Regions from separate parts of the Mus musculus genome. Here region 1 is linked to region 2. Evidence: chromatin contacts called from ENCODE Hi-C or POLR2A ChIA-PET data. All regions are on one chromosome and are shown on one strand. The core of a region is the stretch at or near the end of the contact, and the rest is flanking DNA. Distances in the headings are between cores, read along the strand shown.

Region 1 (3,587 bases), core at 21-2,520, 39 kb before region 2:
TCCAGCTTGGTCCCAACCTGATTTCTCCATGTCTTCTATCCAAAGCATGTGGGGTCTTCAGCGATGGGGTCTGTCTTAGTTAGGATTTCAATTGTTGTGAAGAGACACTATGACCATAGAAACTCTTATCAAGGACAACAGTTAACTGGGGCTTTTTTACAGTTCAAAGCTTTAGTCTGTTATTGTCATGGTGGGAAGCATGGCAGCAAGCAGGCAGACATGGTGCTGGAGAGGTAGCAGAGAGTTCTACATCTGGATCTATAGGCAGCAGGAGGACACAGTGAGCCACTAGGCCTGGACTGAGCCCACCTCCCAGTGACGCACTTCCTTCAACAAGGCCACGCCTACTCCAACAAAGCCACACTTACAATTAAGCTACTCCTTATGAGTCTCTGGGGGCTATTTTCATTCAGACAAACCACAGGGTCTTACTGTGTAGTCCTAACTAACACCAGTGGCAGTATCCTTTATTCTTTATGAGGCTTTGGGAGTCTCTCTAGCCACAACTCATATGGCTATAACCTCTGCTTGCTAATGGCATTTTTACTTAACAATCTTATGACCCATGAAAGCATCGTTTGCCATTTACGGAGAATGTCTTTATTTAAGATTCTTAGCTGTTAGCGCTATTGTTAGATATTTTTACAAGTCTGCAAGGCACTCGTGTATATCTAGGTGTTCCAGTTTCATTTCTGTTGCTAAAGTACCCCAGTGAAAAGCCATGTAGGGAAGGCAAGGGTTTATGAGGCCTACAATCCCAGTTACAGTCCTTTATTTTGGAGATGTCAAGGCACAGACTTAACGCATCATTTCCAGAATCAAGAACAGAAAGGCTATGTAAGAAGATCACTGCTTGCTCGAGCTAAGGCTCAGGGCCCAGGCAAGACAGCAATGCAGATGGGCAAGTGGCATAGGGACTAGGATAGATGTCTCAGTCAGTCTCTCTCTCTCAGTCTCTTGTCTACACACACACACACACACACACACACACACACACACACACACTCACATACATCGAGACAGGGGTGGGGAGCAGATGGAGTCACCTACTCCCTCCAGAGATGAGCTGGTCTCTCAGGAGGAGGATCCCATCACCCAGCACTGCTTCGCAAAACTTGAGCTTTTCCCAAGGGAAGTGAGGAGGCAGCGTGCTGCTCTCAGCAGGCCACGGACCCTGCTCCTCCCCCTGGCTGCTTTGCTCGACTCCTGCTGGAAGTCAGAGGCGGAGTTCAGGGGTGTCACCTTTATCTGAGAACTGCCTGTCCTCACTTGAGCTCCTCCCGCTTCAGCCATTGTTTCCTGTTTTTCAGAGGGCAACCCTACCACGTTCACTGTGCACTGCTAGCACTAGGGTGGGCAGCAGGAGTCCTCAGAAGAGGCCTGGGCAACCCCAGGCCCAGGTATGCGGCTAGAGCAGTGGTTCTCAACCTTCCCAATGCTGTGACCCTTTAATACAGCTCCTCCGGTTGTGGTGACCCCCTACCACCACCACTATAAAAGTATTTTGTTGCTACTTCATAACTGTAATTTTGCTACTGTTACCAGTTGTAATGTAAATGTCTGATATGCAGGATGTGTGAATCCATGCAGAGGTCATGTCTCACCGGACTGGAGCCTCTGAGTTAGAGGCTCACTATGAAGTGATTTCCTTGCTAAGCTGTGGGGTGCAAGTGGGTGGCCAGCTTGCCCTGACACAGGGAAGCTTCATTAATGAAGGAAACCAGTGCGGGGCAGCAGGTTGGATAGAGGAAAGAACAAGGAAAAATAGAAATGAGTACAGAAGCTAAGTTGAGTTGGTTCTTTGTTGCTCAAAGAGTTGCTGCAAACCACTCCACCACCAAATGGAAGCCTTCCTGATATCCGGAGTAGGAGTGGTCCTCGTACTTCGGTGCTCAGCTGCTTTGGGCTTTTGTCTTCTTGCTCTTGGACTGGGAAACTGCTCTTCTCCCCTTATTACTGCCTGATCCTCATAGCAGTCAGCACCATTAGGTGCATTAGCTTCTTCCTAAGCGGCCGTGTGCATTTTAATTGGCTGCCTGGAGAGCTTGTTAAGAAGTCAGTAGGGAAGAATGCTGAGTTTGATTAGTTATGTCTGTTGTGGGGACCCATGCGGAAGGAGGGCAGATTCCTGTGCATCAGTAGGGAAGGATGCTGAGTTTGATTAGCTATGTTTATCTTAGGGACCGGTACATAAGGAGGGCAGATTGCTGTGCTGCAACCTGCCAGTGGATGTGAATCAATCTTGGTCTGATTTTATCTATGCCAGTATTATCAATAGACGGGAGTCTTAACCGATTTTCCAAAACCGATTTCCCAAATTGGTGCCATTTATCAACCCCATTGAGAAAATGGAGGTGGAAAGATCTGTAGTCAGAGGTGACTGAGGAGCCTGGAGTAGAGGGAGATTCATAAAGGATGTGGACCAGAGGCCACATCTTGCCTCCAGCACCTTCATGCACAATTATTCCCCTCCCATGACACCTGCATATGAAGCAGACACCCAGTCTGGCCTGCAGGGGTCTCACCTGTCAACTGAGCCAGATGCTCTGGTGCCTTGTTTCTAGCAGATGCTATTTGTGTCCTGTGCTTGTGTCCCTGTGAGATGTTGTGGTGGTTTGAATAGGTATGGTTTGAGTGCTTGCTTGGCCATAGGGGCTGGCACTGTTAGGAGGTATGGCCTTATTGGAGGAAGTGTGTCACTGTGGGGTTGGGCTTTGAGGTCTCCAATACTCAAGCTCTACCCAGTGTGGCACACTGTCTCCTGCTGCCTGAGATTTTAGATATAGGACTATCAGCTCCTCCAGCATCATGTCTGCCTGCTTCCTGCCATGATGATAATGGACTGAACCTCAGAAACTGTAAGCCAGCCCCAGTTAAATGGTTCTCTTTCTAAGAGTTTCCTTGATCATGGTGTCTCTCCCCAGCAATGAAACCCTAAGACAGATGTTACTCTTACTAACTCTTAATTTTTCCTCTGAGCCCTGCACCAATGTCCTCTTGCCCTCCTGTTACAATAACATTGAAGACCCATAAAAGGAATGATGCTGCCTTCTAGCCAAAGGAATAAAATCTACTTCTAGAGACATACAGTTGTCTCTTCAATCGAGAGTTAATCCAGTGGGCCAAGGGACCATCCCTAAGGAATGCAAGTTTACATTAATCTACCCTGAAGTGATAGTGTAGCTGGCCTTTGCTACTTTGTGGGCTCTTTTTTTCCCCCACCCTTTATGCCTGCAGTTTCACCTCCTATCACTAGATAGAAGAGAATGAAGGATATATATATATATATATATATATATAGAGAGAGAGAGAGAGAGAGAGAGAGATCTGAATCTAATTTCTTTTTTTCCTTTCTTCTTCTTTGAGCAGGAATACTGACAAGCTGCAACCAACCTCCCTGAATGACCAACAAGCACCCCTCCCCCACTCACCCAGGATCTAGCATTATATATATCCTCTGAAAAGTTGCAAGAATCCCAAACATCACACACAGAAACTCTCTGCAGCTGGCAAAACCATGCCCTGCTAGAGCATGAGGCAAATCATAGTCGGCTGCTGCAGACAATTCATAGCAGCCCCATATCACC
Region 2 (3,888 bases), core at 762-3,261:
AGCAACCACATGCAGCTCCTCACCTGAGTCTGGGTGAGAGCAGGAGAGGCAAAGCCCGGCCAGCTGCAGGATCTGGAGTAGAATCTTCTTGAAAGAAGTGAGTGTAATGGTTTGTTATGCAGCAACAGGCAGGGAACGTCAATGTACCAGAATAAGCCCCTCACAGGGAGAAAAGAAACCTTACACTGAAGTCCACCAAAGACCAAAGAACTCATTTCTAAAGTCATTCACAGGCATAATAGAGCCCACTGTGGGGCTCCAGACAGCACCTGATACTTCAAGCAGCCGACCCTGTATCTGAAACCCTCTCTGAAGTGCATTTTCAAAGCTCGATGATGAGCCGTGGCTTTAGGGACATCTGCTGCCTGCCTTGGGCAGCTTCAGGATATCTTTTTTTTTTTTGGTTTTTTGAGACAGGGTTTCTCTGTATAGCCCTGGCTGTCCTGGAAACTCACTCTGTAGACCAGGCTGGCCTTGAACTCAGAAATTCACCTGCCTCTGCCTCCCAAGTGATGGGATTAAAGGCATGCGCCACCACGCCCAGCTTTCAGGATATCTTGATGTTTAACATGGGAACAGAGACTGGCCCTGTCCATCTGGACACTGGCAGAAGGTAGGCTGAGGGCTGGGCCTGGGAGGAGGTGACTGTGGCAGGCACCAGTGTGGTGGGCAGGGTACTCTGCTCAGAGCTCTCTCTGTGTCATGGTGGCTGGTGGGTCTTTTACTTGTTGTGATTCCCCCACCTGCGAGGTGGCCATTTCTAAAGTCATTCACAGGGCTCATGAGGGATGAAATGAAGTGTTCTCTAGGGAGGAATAAGCTGAATTTCTGCACAATGGGGCTCATTGATGGGCGAGAACTACATGAGAGAGAACACATGTTAGTAAGCTCTGCACTGTGCTGGACAGAGTGCAACTGTGTGGGCCTTAATCTGCTTCCTAGCATTGCCAGAACCACGGAACGATTTCTGGTACGTTCCTGTTACTAGAAGTTCTCAGCCAGAGATGCATCTTAAAATAGGCTCCCAGTGCTTAAAAATTCCAGTCCCCAGCCTAAGCTCTCACTGAGAGAGGTTTGGAAGGGACCGGAGGACAAGACCCCTTTAATGGACACGACCCCTTTAATTCCCTCTCAAATGAACTTGGAATGAAACTTGGGATTAAAAATGCGTGCTGTCTACATACTCAAACAGCGAGTGCTCTAATGCTCAGTCAACTTTCAGTGATGTCCCATTGCTGTCAGTCTCTGTCCTTGTCCCTCCAGATCACACCTCCCCAACCTCTGGCTCTGTTCTCAGATGGATGGAATTGGACCTGCCTCCTCCAGATTTTGCTGGGAGACTCTAAGCACGTGGAGATTCCTTTGTTTCTCACGCTAAGTTCACAGCACACTGCCTTTTCCTCTGTAGCAACCCTACTTCACGTAGGGGCTTCATTTCCCTCTCCCTCCTCCTCTTCCTCCTCATCACCTCCTTCTCCTCCTCTTCTCCATCCTCCTCTCTGTCCTCCTCCTCCTCCACCTCTCCTTCCTCCTCCCCTTCTCCTCTTCATCCTTCTCCCCTTCTCTTCTCCATCTTTCTCCTCCTCCACTCTATCCTCCTCCCTCCACCTCTCTGTCCTCCTCTCTGCCCTCCTCCTCCTCCTTCTCCTTTCCCTCCTCCTCCATTACGACCACTACCAGCTCCCACCACCAGCACCACCACCACCTTCTTTGATGTCTCCTGGCCTGTTCCACTTTCTCTGTCCTCACCCCCACAGTCCCCTTAAAGCTTCTCACCCTTCCTCACCCCACATGGCTCCTCTCTGAAAGTGGATTCCCAGCCCTTCCTTCCTCATCTGAAATTGTTATTCAGAGTCCGTACCACGGGGTTGGGCCCGTTCTTATTTCAATAGAACCGGTATTTTCCTCTCTATTTTTAGTTTTAAAAGGCTGTTCTCTCATATTACCATCTTTGTCAGAGCCACTGCTTCTGTAGTCAGCATTTTCATTATCAGAGTAGCGCACAGTCTACTAGAAAAAGGGATGAGAACAGAGCCTGGCTGGTGACTGCTGTCAGCCCTGTTGGATCTACGCTCCTGGCCCTGAAGGCAGCAGGATGGCTTTCCGGGACCACCCAAACGAAGCTCCTGGAAGCAGCGTGGGAGCTTTTCCATTTAGATGTTATTATAGAGGAAAAGGCCAAGGGATTGGGGGACACAAACAGGCCACTGGCCCAGGGTTCCCTGGGAATATTAATGTTCAGACTGCTCAGTGGAACAGATTGGCCCATATTAAAGATGAGGAGATAGGCTCTGAGAAGAGGCTCACCGAAGCAGTGGCAGCGCCAGGCTGTGAAGGAAGCCCAGGGTTGAGGCTGAAGCCGTGCCGTCTCAGGTGCTCAGAGCTCCCAGGACCGGGATTCGTGGGCTTTTTCCTAAGCTGCTGCATGCTGCTCTGATCTCTAGGTCTTGGCATAGTTTCCCTTCCTGGTGATCTCCGCGCCCATTGGGGATGGCTCAAAAGGCTTGCTGGGGGCACTCCCACTCTGTCCCCTTTCACAAAAAGTTCAATGCTCATTCTCTGAGCTCCTGGAATACCATCAGCTCTGGTGGCACAGAGGTCAAGGGCAGAGCCCTGCCCACCTTAGTCTGGGGTGTGACCATGCCTTTCTCTTACTTTCGCTGAAGACCCCCTTTTACAATGTACCCCAAAGAAATGCACATGGGGAGGATTCCATCCTGCCCACGGACTCCAACAACAGCAATAGCTACTGCTGGGGGAATTGTGTCTTTCTTCCAAGCCTTTAGGACCACCTGCTTAAGCTTGGGACTAGCCTGCAGCCTCTTGCCACCAGCAGGCAGCTCCTGGAAGCATCTAGCATCAGCCTTGAGATCTTGCAGGCAATGCTGCTCTCTGGTGTCACTTCACAGTACTGCCGTTCCTCTCTGGTCCGGAGCTGGGATTGCAAACCCTGGCGCAGGCCTGACAAGGAGATGTGAGATAGGAGTCTCTCATTGGCCTGAGGCTAGGCCAGGCTGCCTGCCAGTGAGCCCCAAGAGATCTGCTGGTCTGTGTCTCTCCAGTTCTGGGTTACAAGTGATCACCGGTTGTTGCACCCAGCTTTTTTATGCAGACACTGGGGATTGAACTTAGGTCTTCATTACTTTAGGACACTTTATCTCTTCAACCTCAGATTTACAGAGGTCTCTGCTTCCTGAGTGCTAAGAACAAAAGTAAGTACTATTGTGCTCTACTGTAGAATTATTTTTCAATAGCAATGAACATGTCCTGAGTTCGAGAAACAGAAAAGAGGGGAAAAAGTAAACCTCAGGCCAGCGTCGGTCTTAGTGCCCAGTGGCAGCCTTTCTTCTCTGCTTAGTGCACACTGTGACAGTCAACTGAAATGTACCAATATGTCTATTTTGCAAGACTTTAAAAAATACTAAAGGACTTGCGTTCTAATGTCTTTGATTACTCCTATAACAGTGCATGCCTATTATCTTTTGCTAGGAAATATCTCGCCATCCTCTGGGAACGTCCTCCAACCTCTCTGCCACCCCAGTCCCTTACCTGCTTCCCCAACATACTCAGTTCACACGGCTCGCATGGGAGAAGCCAGAGAGCATATTTCCATGGGATTGATTTGTAGAACTAAAGTGGTTAACAAGGAGGCATGAAAGTTTTATAAAATGTCATCAGATACTGTCAGACTTGTACTCTGCAATTGGGCATTCTCACTTTCTAGTTGGGCCGCAGACAAAACGCCGTGAAACTCCAGGTCAGAGTATTGAGCGTGCACCATGCCATGTTATGCTATGCTATGTTAACCCTCATTACCACGCAGGGAAGGAAGCCAGGCTACATGCTATGTGAATCCTCGTTACCACCCAGGGAAGGAAGTGCTGTCTT

The links. A loop is a pair of places that touch in the nucleus more often than their neighbours do. ChIA-PET counts read pairs that join two places held with the same protein, here RNA polymerase II (POLR2A).
Region 1: a loop to region 2 is called in a map of mouse embryonic stem cell, with 2.1 times the contacts of the local background. The contact joins two enhancer-like sites. A Hi-C loop is called at or near these places in 2 of 37 maps with a recorded cell type or tissue (heart and mouse embryonic stem cell). POLR2A ChIA-PET finds 5 or more read pairs at or near these places in 2 of 5 experiments (both embryonic stem cell).

The regions. Positions count from the first base shown.
Region 1 is chr13:54,151,539-54,155,125 of GRCm38, reverse strand. No RefSeq gene overlaps it. Among named protein-coding and RNA genes, the nearest start is that of Gm34640, 28 kb to the left of the region's middle. Within about 2 kb of position 1,270, at least 1 of the 3 ENCODE cell types and tissues checked has a DNase peak (open chromatin) inside an H3K27ac peak, as active enhancers do.
Region 2 is chr13:54,112,999-54,116,886 of GRCm38, reverse strand. No RefSeq gene overlaps it. Among named protein-coding and RNA genes, the nearest start is that of Gm52069, 25 kb to the right of the region's middle. Within about 2 kb of position 2,011, at least 1 of the 3 ENCODE cell types and tissues checked has a DNase peak (open chromatin) inside an H3K27ac peak, as active enhancers do.